Regions from separate parts of the Mus musculus genome. Here all the other regions are linked to region 2. The links are chromatin loops, found by intact Hi-C in ENCODE. Cell type or tissue: heart. All regions are shown on one strand. Each heading gives the region's core, and the rest is flanking DNA. Links, peaks and the distances in the headings are about the cores only.

The links. Hi-C counts contacts between places; a loop is a spot of excess contacts. Peaks named below come from ENCODE experiments on the same cell type or tissue, not always from the same donor. Only the 100,000 strongest peaks of a DNase experiment are listed, where the experiment ranks them.
Region 1: a loop joins it to region 2, with 2.6 times the contacts of the local background. A loop is called at or near these places in 2 of 42 quality-filtered maps.
Region 3: a loop joins it to region 2, with 2.7 times the contacts of the local background. A loop is called at or near these places in 2 of 42 quality-filtered maps.

The regions. Positions count from the first base shown.
Region 1 is chr13:63,431,734-63,434,233 of GRCm38, forward strand. It overlaps Fancc (Fanconi anemia, complementation group C), which reads right to left and starts at 12. Exons shown (of 15, transcript NM_007985.3): 1 at 1-12. In heart, for the core only: a CTCF peak has its summit at 1,252 (motif pointing left); no DNase peak of the experiment used is centred there; H3K4me3 peaks cover 602 bases; H3K27ac peaks cover 704 bases.
Region 2 is chr13:63,639,917-63,645,956 of GRCm38, forward strand. No RefSeq gene overlaps it. Among named protein-coding and RNA genes, the nearest start is that of Gm30709, 16 kb to the left of the region's middle. In heart, for the core only: no CTCF peak of the experiment used is centred there; DNase peaks (open chromatin) are centred at 2,105, 2,905 and 3,655; H3K27ac peaks cover 1,981 bases.
Region 3 is chr13:63,988,098-63,994,137 of GRCm38, forward strand. No RefSeq gene overlaps it. Among named protein-coding and RNA genes, the nearest start is that of Gm30950, 63 kb to the left of the region's middle. In heart, for the core only: a CTCF peak has its summit at 2,465; no DNase peak of the experiment used is centred there; H3K27ac peaks cover 597 bases.

The DNA of each region.
Region 1 (2,500 bases), core at 1-2,500, 210 kb before region 2:
CACGCGCAGTGCACTCTGGGGCCCAGCGCGCTCCCGCGGCATGATGGGAAGATCTGAATCTCTCCTGGAGGAAGTGGGCGACTACGGGCTATAGCTAACTCGCGGCGCCGAGTGAGGGCTTTAGAGAAGAGAGAGCCCTGGAATGTGGTTCTTGAGAGACGGGAGTTGCCAGATAGGTCAAACTCCACATAGGGTTCAAGCCTGCTGGGCCCAACCACAAACGAGTTTTGTCTGTGGTTAGTGATCGCTCCAATCCCTAGTCAGGCCCATGTACTGCTTAGTTCAGGTTCAAATCGGTTCAAAGTTGCATTTACGCCACATAAGTGGAAACTTCTTGTCAAGTGAGACATGGCTTATCTTTTATTCTTGAATTTTTAACATTACATTTGTGTGCATGCCAGGTGAACCTAGAGGTCAGTTTGTGGGAATCAGTTCTCTCACTAATGCAGGTACCCAGTCTTCAACTTGGTGGTAGGAGCTTTTACCTGATGAGCGAGCCATCTTGCCAGCCCTTTCTTAAAGATTTTCAAATTTAGATCTGCATGGTTATTTACAGATGTTTGAATTGGGGAAGAGTCAGGATAACCTTAAACTTTTAGATTTTTTTGGTTTGTTTGTTTGTTTCGAGACAGGGTTTCTCTGTATAGCCCTGGCTGTCCTGGAACTCACTTTGTAGACCAGGCTGGCCTCCAACTCAGAAATCTGCCTGCCTCTGCCTCTGCCTCTGCCTCCCGAGTGCTGGGATTAAAGGCGTGTGCCACCACGCCCGGCTTAAATTTTTTTTTTTAATTAGTGCCTAAGAACCATTCGTTGTAATAAGACCACAACTTAGTGCCTTAAAAATAACATGTAGGGAGGAATATATGCCTGTAATAAATAGCTCTTATTTAAATACTCTGTTGCAGGATATTTGATCATACTGTGAATCCCGAGGTTGTATACTAGAAAAAACTATCTCTACACGTGTGGCTTAGCCCTAGCACACTCCTTTAATCCACGATCTTTCTGTTTATTGTAAATTGAATTTGAAAGAGAAGAATAAAGACTAGCCGAAAGACATTGGGTTGTAGAAAAACAACTGCTGAATTAGATTACCTGTATGCTTTAATTAAGGGAGCGGTGTAACAGATAGCTTAGCCATTAAGAGCACTGGCTGCTCTTCCAGAGAACCTGAGTTTGAGTCACAGCATCCACATGGCAGCTCACAATTATTAGTAACCCCTGTCCAAGGGATCTGATGCCCTCTTCTGGCCTCCTTCGGCACCACACTGCACAAACATTAATAAGTCATAATATCCACACACACAAAATAACAACATCAAAATTTAAAGGGAGACCCCAGGGGAACCTGATCCCAAAGTAACATGCCCTGCTTTATGGGATCAAGTGGCATCAAGCCTTTTAATATGTCATTTTAGTCAAAAAAAAATAGCACGTTTAGTGAGACAAGTGTGAATGACACCTTAGCCCTGAAAAAGCCATATAGTGACAAATTTTAAGATTTTTGTTTGTTAGTCTTTGTATTTACCAGCAAAAACAATGTGGAACTAGGTTTGTTTCTTGTCTTTTAGAGTGAAAGTAACCATTTTGGTACTCATATTTGTGTATACACACACACACACACACACACACACATATATATATATATATATGAAAAAAAGCTACCTGGAGTCAGACAACTCTTTGTGTCTCTGGGTGTTAGGAGTCTGGCCAGTCCTACTTTGTAAGTTAGCTGTCCAATGAAAGCCAGCCATAGGGAAAGCACCATGACTCTCCTCACAAGAACCTGTTTTAGGAGAAGTTTAGAAAACCCTTCCTACTTTGGAGGAAGGAAAGCTCAACCTTCTAGCTTTGTTTTAGTACCTAGATGCCAGTAATCACACAAGCTACCTGCTTTGGCTAAACAGGAAAGAAAAATAAGTTTTTATTTTGTCAAAATGAACATTATTTTAAGCCCCTGTGACTTGTCACAGGACTAAGATGAAGCACTGTAATAAAGTCAGATTTCCGTAATTAATGAAGATTCTTGTCCTTTGCCTTAAGCTTGGTCTAGAGAAAGGAACCATCCTCGGGCTAATGTATAGTTGCTTTTCCTGCAGAGACCATCAGTGAGTACATGGTTGTTACATGAGAATAGCCAAGAACAGCAAATGACATTTTAAAATTGGTGGGGCTATTGGGGCCTGAAATTATAAAGACAGGTAACCTATCTCCTTACTAAAAACATGTGAAGGCTGAAGATCAGAGGAACAACCCTAGCCTTGTGGAATCTCTAACAAGATTCCAGAAAACAAAAATCTGTGGTTTTCCCCCATTGAGCAATGAATGACATGTATACTCTTTTAGGAGAATGTGCAACCAATTTTAGCCCAGTTTTATTTAGGTCAGTAAACGCATGCATTCTTATTTAGAGCGTACATCCCAATCCTGGTGTGTTGTAACTAATTTAGCACGTTTTTATTGCCTGCAGAAAGTAATAAGTTACAGTTTCAAATGAGCA
Region 2 (6,040 bases), core at 1,348-3,847:
CTTGCTAGCTTCCACCTCAGGAAAGCTGATACTCTAGGGCCAAGGCCAGCTGCTGGCATAGTCGCTAACCCACCCATCACCATGACTTTGAACCTGTGAATGCAGCAGCTACTCCTGTAACGCCTAAGTGGAAAACTGAGACAGTGGACTTCATCAGCTTTATGATGACCTGACTTTTCTGACTACTGGAAATGTCTCTGAGCATTACTCTCTGCTCTCTTCCCCTGTTGGCCAAAGCAGAGCAGCATTTCCACAAGTCAGCTCTGTACTCAATTAGCTGGCCTTCCCCATTCCCTTCCCTTGCCTGCAATTGCAGTATTAGAGCCACAGTGTGCAATGAGGACAGGGTAGACTATTTGCTCCTAGTGTTCTGGGGCTCAGGCTGGCATTTTCTGTTTCTGTGATCTGTGGAAGTCATCACGACAAGACTGGAGTTGAAAAGTGGACAAGAGTAGGGCTGGAGTGGGTCAGTGGGTAAAAGTGTTTGCTGTACAAGCCCCAGCACCTACATGATAAGGTAGATGCGGTGGTGGGCACCTGTAATCCCAGCAGTGCCATGGCAAGATGGGAGATGGAGACAACAGGTTGGCAACTCATGGGCCAGACAGTCTAGACTATGTAGCACAGTGGCAGAAACAAGAGAGGCAATGACTCAAGACAAGATGGAAGAGAGATCTGTCTCCTGAAAAACCTGTCATCCTATCTACACAAATGCCACAGTGTGAGTGTGATGGGTGTGTGTGTGCATACACATAAGATCAATCTGTCTGTCTGTCTATCACTCTATTTCTCAATCACTCTATCTGTCTATCTATTTATCACTGTTTCTATCTATCACTCTATTATCTCTATCTATCTATCTATCTATCTATCTATCTATCTATCTATCTATCTATCTATCTACCTATCACTGTATTAATCAATCTATCTGTCATTTACCACTTATCTATTAATCTTCTATGATTGTATCTATTTCTGTATCTATCAATCATCTGTCTGTCGGTCTGTCTGTCTGTCTGTCTGTCTGTCTGCCTGCCTGCCTATCTATCTGTCTGTCTGTCTGTCTGTCTGTCTGTCTGTCTGTCTGTCTGTCTATCTACCTATCTACCTATCACTGTATTAATCCATCTATCTATCTATCTATCTATCTATCTATCTATCTATCTATCTATCTATCATTTACCACTGGAAAATGGACAAGAATAAGCTCACAGAGATCATAGTCAGCCTAGCATGGTACTTGAAACCTATAACCCTAGTACTCAGCAAACTGAAGCAGGAGGATGGACAGTGTGAGCCTAACCTGGGCTACATGGTGAGTTCAAGACCAGATTGAGTATATGTGGAGACCTTGGGCTGGAGCTACAGCTCAGTTGGCACAGAGTTCACAGTTGGCATTTACATCTTACGCTGTGAAAAGATGGATGTGGAGGCACACACCTACAATGTCAGCTCTTGGAAGGTGGAGGCAAGAGGATCAGGAGTTCACGCCAAGAATGCCTATACTGTGTGTTCGAAACTAACCTGCAATACATGAAATTCTGTCTCAATTAACAAACAGATAAATGAATTGGGGGATGGGTAGTGTTTGTCTTTTGCTGCCATGGCAGAAGGTAACCTTGGCAAAGTTAAGAGTGAGTCCAGTGCCAAGTCTTGGAGAGAAGCTTTCCAGTGAGCTTGAAGTGAAGTCGGGCCTTTTCCCTCTCAGCTGAGTTCAGAAGTTTGTGGATGCCTCTGGAAGAAGTGAGCTTGTGCTGTAGACCTCAGAATTGTTTATGTGTGGCTTGAGGAGCCACAAGTCAGGTATGATTCTATGAGGGGTTCTACTGGCTGAAAATTCCACAACTGGAGCCTGTGTGGGGTGGGCAGCGTCCACCCGCAGAGCTTCAGAGGGGCCTCCCCTGGTTCTGTGGGGAGTCTGCCTGTGTGTGTGTTTATCTTGAGATGTGTATACAGATGTGTGGGGTTTCTGGAAGGGGTCTGCGCAGAATGTTTAGAGGCACAGTGGTTTAGCTCGGGTTGAAATGGTTACTTTTTCCAGCTTGTGCAGATGGACCATGCATGTGGGCTGTTAGCTCCCGCGTCGGTGCCGTGCTCTGTAAACACTGCTGTGGTCCTGGCCTGCAGGATGCTGTGTTGACGGTCATGCCTTACTGCCTAATTGGCTCTCGCTGGAGGCCTCGGCTGGCTGTTCCTGGTCTCTGTTACTCTGGAGGTGGGGGTGGAGTGTTCAGAGACAGCAATGGGAGACGAGTGATTTGCTTCTGTTCTTTAAAGTCCATCTATCCATTTCTCAGCATAGAGGACATAAGCTAAGACGGACCCTATCCTCTTTTGACAGACTCCCTTTCAGTGTCTGTGGGTTTTGGGGGTGAAAAGAAAAGTTCAATTACTGCCAAGTCCAATAACAGAGGGACCATAAGCCTTTCATGGTCTGCTCTCCTTCCTCACAATCTTTTTTAATTAAAATTTTTAATTATATTAACTAATTTGTATGTGTGCGTGTGTGTGTGTGTGTGTGTGTGTAAGGCACAGCACTTGTGTAGAGGTCAGAGGATAACTTTTGTCAGTTGGTTCTCTCTCCTTCCCTTTGTGGGTTCCAGGGATCGAACTCAGGTCGAAGGGTTTGGGGCAGGCATTTTGTTTTTGTTTTTGTTTTGTTTTGTTTTGTTTTTTCCTGCTGTGCCACCTCACTGTCCCATGATGGCATTTGCCATTCCTTCTAGTGTTCTGCTCCTATTTCCCTTTAGGATGAGCGCACTTGCTTTCTGCTGCTCTCCTTTTAGCTGCCCAGTTAGGGCTGCGCGCTGTGGTTCCTGGCAGCACACGTGCAACAAGGCTAAGTCAGCATGGCCTGCTGCCAAGTGCCAGGTTCCACCACCAACAAATCACAGTCATTCCAGCCCACTCCAGCCCTGCTGAGACTCAGGTCTATAAATTGCACCATGACAAGTCGCCTGGGAACTTCCTCTGCTGCTGGCTGCTCCACACCCCTGCATTTCCTTTTTCCTGTTTAAAAAAAAAAAAAAAAAAAAAAAACATTCCCAGCTCCAGCTGAAGATATCAACACCTACTGCACACAGACATAGTTTCAGAAAAATATTTTCACCTTTGAAAACCCTTTCCTGGTGTTCTTTTCCCTCTTCCATTCCTGCTTGGATGCCTCACTTGCTCTCCTGTCCTAGCAGGAAGAGTTAGTCTATTGGCACTTCCTGCCACCCCACACTCCAAATTTGGAGGCTGTGCACTTTAAGAAATAACTCCAGTGGTAGTTAGGGTCCTCCCGGGAGCTCCCGGGAGCCCCCAGGAGGATGGTGGAGAGATGCCCCCAGGCAGGAGACCTGACTTAAGACAGAGTTCCTTTGTGCAGGTTGGGTGACTTTCTTCTCTACCTCTCTTTGGTGCAACAGGAGTCTAAAGATCTAGTGCCTGGCTGTTTAATGGCCATTTCTCTCCATGATCTGAAAGGATATTTTTCTGCCTTCCCATGGACGTCAGTCCTTTGAATAAAGGCATCTGTCTCCAGAAGTCTTAGGTTAAAATCACATAAATGGACTTGGGGAGGAGCTGGAGTGAGCTGTTGTTGACTTTGCAGTTCCCCATTCATGCTAATAGCACCCCATTTCCTTTCCAGGAAATTACCTCATTGCTGTTCCCTGCATTCCAGGGAATTAGCTCACCCTTGTGCTAGACTGTCAATCAAGGTGCCCCACTCTCCCTGGCCAAGGCATTGGAACATTACCAAAAGTGAGGCTAACTAGATTCTCCCTTCTAGGCATTTCGTGTGGAAGAGGATCCAGAGGTGGGACATGCCACAGTTTCCCAACCTAGGCCAGGACCACTCTACAGAGTCTCTGTTCCCACTCAGTCCAGACAGAAGGGTGGGCAGCAGGACTAAAGTTAATGCTTTCTCCCAACCTCCCAAGTTAATTCTGCTCTCACCAAAAGAACAGAAAATAAAGATCTTACCTTCCTAAACTGGTGAACGAACCATGAGGTCAAACCACTGAGGATAAGAAGTTCATCCAGAAAGCCTGACTGAGTGAGAAGGGAGCTTGGGATTGAGTGAGAACGAGCTCTTTCCAAGCCCTCCATGGAATACGAAGATCAGGGGCAGGCAAATGTTATGTGTCTCTCTCTGCTTTTGTGTTAAATGTGGAACAGCCTTCCTCTCCTCTATGTCTTCCTGCTCTTTCTACCCCTCCCTGACTCCCTTTTCTTCTTCGTCTTCAGATATGGTCTCACCAAAGTTCATATGTTGAGGCTTGATCTCAAATGAAGCAGTGTTCAGAGGCAGGGGCTCTTTGGGTAGGTAATAAGATCATGAAGGCTCTGACCTCATGAATGAACTAATTCACTTAAGGACTTATAAATAAATAGAATATCTTTTACTTACTCTGACAATTCTATACATGTAAACAATGTGTCTTGATCATACTCATTCTGACTCTCTCTTCCTCTGCCCCACTAGGTAGTGGACATGTGCCCTTTCTCTCCAGCTCCTCCCTCCTCCACTTTTTCTCTTTTTAAATAACCCACTGGGTTCCGTTGGTGCTGCCTGTTAGGGTGTTGACTCATCTTTCCAGCCTGCTCTTGGGCAGGTAGCCATGGCTGCAATGAGTTCATGAAAGCAATGGCTATGTCATGTCCTGAAGATGAGATTTCACAGCTCTCTTCCCCTATTTCCCTGATTTGATACTTCTTCCAATCGCTCTTCTCTGGTTTTCCCTGAGTCCTTGTGTGTGTGTGCGTGCATGCGCGCATTTGTTGATATGAATGTCTCATTTAAGGCTGAACACTCCACAGTTGCTTATTGCCAGCACTTTTACTACTTACGAGTTCCTGAATTAACTGACAACCACTACAGAGAGAAGCTTCTTTGGCCAAGGTTGAGCTTCGTTTTCACTCGTCTATGGGTAAACAAAGATGTTTAGAAAGGAGCTTGACAATCACCATTTAGCATGATAGCAGTAGCTGGTTCCCCATTCCTAGGACCTAAGACCACCTGAGCCAGATTTTGACCAGGCCTTAGTAATGGGCATGGATTCCTTCCTGTGGAACAGGCCTCAAATAGAATCCAAAAGTGTTTGCTTACCACCATAACCTTTGTGGCGCTCCTTACACCAGTGAGCAAATCTTTCCCACCAGGCCAGTATTTAGCATAGAGGGTTTGTAGCATTGATGGCTTTTCTCTCACAGTGGCTGAACTTTCAACACTATGAAAGCTAGCCAGCACAGAGAAAGTTCTGAGGTCAATTCTAGCTTGATTTCTCCATATCACGCAACCAAAGTGTGCCATGTCTTCAGCAATAGGGTTTTACCATCTAGTCCTGGAGGGTAGCCATGAGCAATAGCAATACCCTCTGTTTTGCTGGGGGTGTCATATGTAGTTTCTATGACCAATAACATGTACGAATGTATCCCATGCCTGGCACTGAGATTTCATCTAAGAGGGATTTACAACTTAAAAAGTTGTTGGGAGGTGGAAGAAACTTGAAAGGAAGTAGGTAGCTGGAACCCTGCCCTTCAAGAGTACAATTTATTCCTGGCTCTTGTTCCCTCCCCTGGGCTTCCCTGAGGCAGCCAGTTTTCCTGTGCTGTGCCCTCCCTATGTGATGATCTGCCTTGCCACAGGCCCAGAACACTGGAGCTGAGAGCTCATGGGCTGATGCTTCTGAAACTGTGATCTAAAACAAATGTCTTGTTTGCCTCCGGAATTCGATCACAGCAAAAGGAATCCAATTGTATATACCCTTGGCTAGCTACAAAAAGGCTCTGCAAAATGTAAAGGCTGCTAGTTAGCCCAACACACCCAGTGCCTTCATCTTTCAGTACTCTAGTGAACATTTCTATTCAATTCCTGGTGAAATGTCTATGACAAAGACATCGGTTAGAGCAAGGCAGACATGAGTGGTGTGCTCTCTCCTTCAGGATGTGCTAGGTTAGGTAACAAGCTATCTTCACATAAGAGAAGGGAATTGTAGTAGCCTCTTCCAGGCTGAGGAGTAACTGCTGCTGGTGACATTGGATCTGACTGATG
Region 3 (6,040 bases), core at 1,405-3,904, 350 kb after region 2:
AGTGAAAGAGACATGTAGGCACATTTTTCTTAGGAATAAGCACAGAGGCTGGATCTGGTCTGCAGTAACTGGCCCAGGATGCCAGTCCACAGCCTACAGAAGCCATCCCAGAAAGCCAGACTTGTAGGAAGTCAGACCCTGTCTCCAGTAACAACCTCTGTAACAATCGGTCCCAAATCAGCTGGATTTGAGTTACTAACTGACAAGTTTCCTCACTTTGCCCTCACTTCCAGCTTTGGAGTAGTTAGAGAAAGCCAGGCGGGCTCCCAACCCATCACCAGCAGCCTATACTCCTGAGCACCTGGAACCTCCCCCATTTCCACTGTAAACTTTCTCCACTTCTCTGCTGGCCTTTGAGTAGCTGCCAAATGCAAGCCCTGGTGGCCTACTCCCTCCCTGTAGCAAACTTAGAATAAATAGCCTTTGCTTGCTCTCCTTGGGTGGTCTCTGTTTATTCCATACCGAAGTCATCTACATCTCTGTTCATCCTACATGAAAATATTTACATCCTCAGACCTGCTCATTTGAATGTTCGAGGTTATATTTACCATGAATGTGTGTGCTTTGACCACAGGTGGAAAGATACAACTGGTACGTATCATTTCTACGTGCAATATGTCCTACAATAAAATCATTCCATCACAGTTGTATTAAGAGAACAAAGAAGTAGAAACTTAGGTCTGGGTTCTAATCCCAGTTCCAAGTCTGCAGGTTCTTAAATCAATGTCTGACTTCCTGGGTGTGATTTTGCTGCTATGAAAGATGCAGGCTGTAGTTCATAAGGACTAACACTCCTGGTTATGACCCACTGGTGACATTTTCATTCTTAACATCTCTGAAGTCATGAAGCACGAATCTTCAGTTTCACCCTACTGTGCACCACTCTTAGAGTGGGAAGCTCTCAGGAACGTGAATATTTAGTGTCTCCATCTTTCAGAAACTTTGTTCAATAGTCATTTTTATCTATCTACCAATTAAATAATTAATATGTTCATGTGTGTGTGTATGTGTACAGGCATATATGGAGGGGATATAGATACATATATGTATATGTAACTATGGAGACCAGAAGACAACCTTGAATGTGATTCCTCAGGAACTTATTTTAAGAAAAGGTCTCTCATAGGTCTTAGGCTAAGCTGGCCGGCCCAGGTTCCCCTGGACTGGATCTGATAGTCTCTGCCTCCTCAGGTCTGAGATTCTGAGCTCAAAACCACCTTATCTGTCCTTTTGTATTGGCTCTAGGCAATGAACTAAGTTCTTCCCACATTTCTGGATCATATGGTAATTCTAGGCCTAACTTTCAGAGGAAACTTCATACACAAAGGGTTTGAATAGACATTCCTTCAAACTTAATATTCACAAGTGGCTAACAAAGGCAAGAGAGGACAATACAATACATTTTCAATACAAAATCATTACAGACATGCACGCCAAAAACACAAGACTCTTGAGAAACTGCTTTAGGTTAGCTAGTAAGAAAAGGGAAGGACAAAGAAACGCCAGGCTCGCCAGGCATGGTGGCACACGCCTTTAATCCCAGCACACGGGAGGCAGAGGCAGGCGGATTTCTGAGTTCGAGGCCAGCCTGGTCTACAAAGTGAGTTCCAGGACAGCAGGGGCTATACAGAGAAACCCTGTCTCAAAAAAAAAACAAAAAACAAAAACAAACAAACAAACAAACAAACAAACAAAAACCCAACAGTCTCCTCCCAGATACTGTGTTGGTAAGGACACAGAAGCAGCATGCAAGACAGACAGAATGCTAAATGCAACAGAGGTCACCTGACTGAGCAGCAGAAGTACAGTGCACTACAGGAAGCTTGCCAGCTCGCTGGTTCACATGGTACTAGCTCATGGAAAAGTCAAAAGTCAGGGTCAGGGCAAGTGTGATAGCCCTTGCCTTTTATCCCAGCACTCAGAAGGCAAAGGCAGGTGTCTGTATCTCTGTGACTTGGACTCCAGCCTGGTCTACATATCGAGTTAAAGGCCAGCCAGGGCTACAAAATGAGATGCTACCTCTAAATAAACAAAGTCAGGGTTGGATGTGTAGCTCATGTTGATAGAGTGCCCACCTAGTATGCAAGAAACTCAGTGCTTGACCCATGGAACGTCATAAAATGGAATACATTGAGTCCAGAACTCAGGAGGTGAAGGTGGGAGGATCAGCAGTTCAATGTTATCCTCGCATGGTGAGCTCAAGCTAAGCCTGGGCTACATAAGCCCTTGCCTTTTTTTTTTTTTTAAGAATTAATTTTTTTTTTAAATCAAGGCATGGTTCTACTGAATACAGCTCCATCTTGTGCAATCCTAACATAAAAAAATTATAAACGGAATGGTCAGCAAGCCTGGAGCCCCCTGGACTAGGAACCTGTGAGGAGAATCCGGCTTCTCCCATCCTTGCCAGAGTTTTGAGTCTGTCTCCACTTTCTGTTTCAGCTGCTCTGACAGGTTAGTAGCGACATCTCATGACTTGTCTAGGGATTTTTCCCTATTTGCTCCACACCATCCCTAATACTTTTTTTTTTCCTTCCTTCTGTGTAGCCCCAACTCTCCCACGGCACCTTCCCTTTCCTGCCTTCCTTACTCTTCCCCGGGGTTGGGAGGAAGGTGTCCCACTTCCCCTGGGTTGTGAAGTCCTAAAGAACTCTGTCTCCCCTCCCTTCACCAGCTCTGCAGTGGAAGGATGGAGGAAGCAGCTGGCTGGAGTGCTCAAAGGCCGCCTCTGCTCTTTGTTCTTGTTTATATTCGTTTTCTGGTCACAGCGCAAACTGTTTTGCTTTCTGCTGCTCAGAGAGCCGAGGGAAATGTAAATGTCCCTGCTGTTGTTGAAGCCTGCTGGACAGTGAAAACAGATCAGCTGGACCGCTCTCCCCTCAATCATGTCCCACGGATCCTTCTCAAGCTCCCTAAAGATGATTTTGAATGTTTCAAAGACCTTTGAAAAATTAAAAGGTAAGAGCCTCAATAAGCACTGATGATGTGCCTACTGTGTGCCTGGCTTTCGATGCTGGGTTTGGGCACACATGCTAATAAACCCCAAGCCCCTCCCTGAGCTTTGGGTCCAGAACAAGTTGTTATAGAGAGAGGTAGGCTAAGTGGTTCCACAGAGATAGGCAGAGGTCCGTCAGTCTGGAGGCACAAGCAGTCCCTCACTGAGCAGGAGCCCTGCCATCAATCTTCGCCCCCAACAACTCAAGAAACAGAACACCTCGATCCTGTGCAGAACCAACCAGAGTCTCTGAAGGAAGACCCTAGACATCTGTGTTTCAAAAGCCAAATAAGCTAGGTGTGGCAGTATACTCTTTTAATCTCAGTTCTCAGGAGGCAGAGGCAGGCAGATCTCTGAGTTTCAGGCTAGCCCTCTCTACATAGCCAGTTCCAGGTCAGGCAGGGCTACACAGAGAAACTGAGAAACCCTGTCTTGAAAAACAAAGCAAAGCAAAGCAAAGCAAAGCAAAGCAAAAAAAAAAAAAAAAAAAGCCAATAGGTATCTATACATGTGATGAGCCCTAACCCAGTATGCAGTGATAATGATACTTAGAGGTAGGTCACAAGAAGGAGACTCCATGATGGGATTAGTGCCCTTCCATATAAAGGCACTAGACACATGACTAGACCTGTGGTTGGGTTGGGCTGGGACTTCCAGTCTCCGGACTAGTACAGTGAGAAGCCAGACATCTGCAAGCCATGAAGAGGGCTCTCACCAAGAAGAACGCTGGCCAGCACCTTGGCCTTGGACCTCCCACTTTCTAGAACTGTGGGAACTAAATTCTTTGTGTTCGTGCATTTTGTTATGGCAAGCCAAGCAGACTAGTATGACGTTTCTAAGGCTTGTTCCACCGACGACTACTGACCTCACCTAGCCTTCTCATAACAGGGCAGAAACTCAGATGGATAAAATCCACAGCCAGGTGTCCCTGCCTAGTTAGTAGCCCATCTATGGTCAAATCTAGGGGTTTTGGTCCCACCAACTCAAAGATGACAAGGTTCACTGTGTGTCAGCTCTAGCCAAGAGGACGGTGCCAGGAAAGATTCTGAGGTCAAGTCGTACCTCAGCTGATGTGATACGTGACTACTGTGATTTGGTGGGAGCCTGGCCTCAGAATCCAGCTACTCCAGCAACAGGGGGAATGGCTAAGTAGGTGTACTGGCCTGTTCAACATTAACTTGACACAGACTAGAGACATCAGAGGGGAGGGATTCTCAGTTGAGAAAATATCTCCGTAAGATCGGGTTATAGGCAAGCCTACAGGACATTTTCTTAATTAGTGATTCATGGAAGAGGGCCCAGCCCATACAAACTCTTTCCTCCCCATGTTGCTTTTGCCCATGGTATTTTATCACAGCAGTAGTAACCCTGGCTAGGACAGTAGATAAACTAAAGCACAAACTTGAAGACCCGAGTTTAGATCCCCAACACTGACATACAAACCTGATGGGGCAGCATGCATCTGTAATCCCAGTGCCTGGGGAGATGGAGACAAGCAGATTCCCACAGTCAGCCTACCTGAAACAGCGAGAGACCGTGATCCCAAAGCTAAGGTAGGGAGTAATAAGGGAGAACACCAGCATCGATCTCTAGTCTCCACATGTACACGTTCTATATATACGTGCATCTCCCCTTATATGTGCACACAGACACACACATACACACATACGAAACTCTAGAATCCAGCCACTCCAATTAAGTAATGTAACAGGAATGCCAGGTAGAAACATGAGAACCACACGACTCAGGTGTGGTCCACACACCAGCATCAACATCTCCTAGAAACCCGTCAGGGATACTCTAGGGTTTGACTCAAACCTAGCGAATCAGTCTCAGATTGAGGCCAGGTGTCTGTCTACATGGTTACATATGCATTCCCCTCTAGAGTTGATGTATCTTTTGGAGGCATATTGAGCAAATAGAAGGGCTCATAGATGACCTCATTAGGATGCTTTTTCCAGCCCTCATCCCTCATAGCCAATGGAGGGGGAAATGCCAGGGTTGAACAGATTGAGTTCAGATCATCTGTTTTTTTCCAGCTCTGAGCCTACCTTCCAACCACGTGGTCAGCATTGTGCAACCACTGTCCTCCTCCACAGCAGAACTTCCATGTTTGGAAGCCTGAGAGAACCAGAGACAGTGAGCATTTGATTGCTTATATTATTTTGCTTCAAACATGGCTCATGGCCCAGGACTAACTTATTTATTTTTATATGGTACATTTCTGTTTCATTTGGGAATTAGCCAGAACCCTATTCTCTCTTTTGGCTGCTAGACCTCTGCCACCCAACCTCCTGACTGCCACCTTTCTCCCCATACCTCCTTTCACTTCAGTGGCATGGAAACTTTGTGATCAATGACCCATCTGTAGCCTCCAAGTGAGAGAGAGTCTCTGTGTGTCTGTGTCTGTGTCTGTGTCTGTCTAACTCTGTGTCTGTGTCTGTGTCTGTGTCTGTCTAACTCTGTGTGTGTGTGTGTGTGTCTTTCTGTCTTTCTCTGTGTCTCTGTGTGTGTGTGTCTTTTTCTGTATCTCTGTCTCTGTGTGTGTCTCTGTGTGTATGTCTCTCTTTCTGTATCTCTATCTATTTCTCTGTGTGTCTCTCTGTGTGTCTCTGTCTCTCTCTGTATCTCTTTCTGTATCTCTCTCTGTCTCTGTCTCTCTCTCTTTGACTCCCCCCCCCCCAATATGGTTCCCTCACAGTCCATGGCCTCAGTCTTTGTAGGGACTTAGGAGGGTATGAGGCTACCCATGGAATGCCTATATATGTTCCACCAGCTTGTCAGCTTTCTCCCTGAATGCTCTGTGGGTGTGGAATGGGCTCTGGGGAAGCAATAACACTCACCCTTTATTCCAGAACCCACCAGACCCAAACACTAGGCACGCAGCAGGTCTCTGCTCAGCACCACCTTGGGAAGGAGGCGAAACAGCCCTTGGATGCGATAGAATCCTATTACAAGTCCTTGGAGTCAAGCTGCCTCTTTCCTACCCCTGCCCCCCATTTGCAAAAACAGCCTGTTCTGCATATGGGATGGAAACTCTGTCCTGGC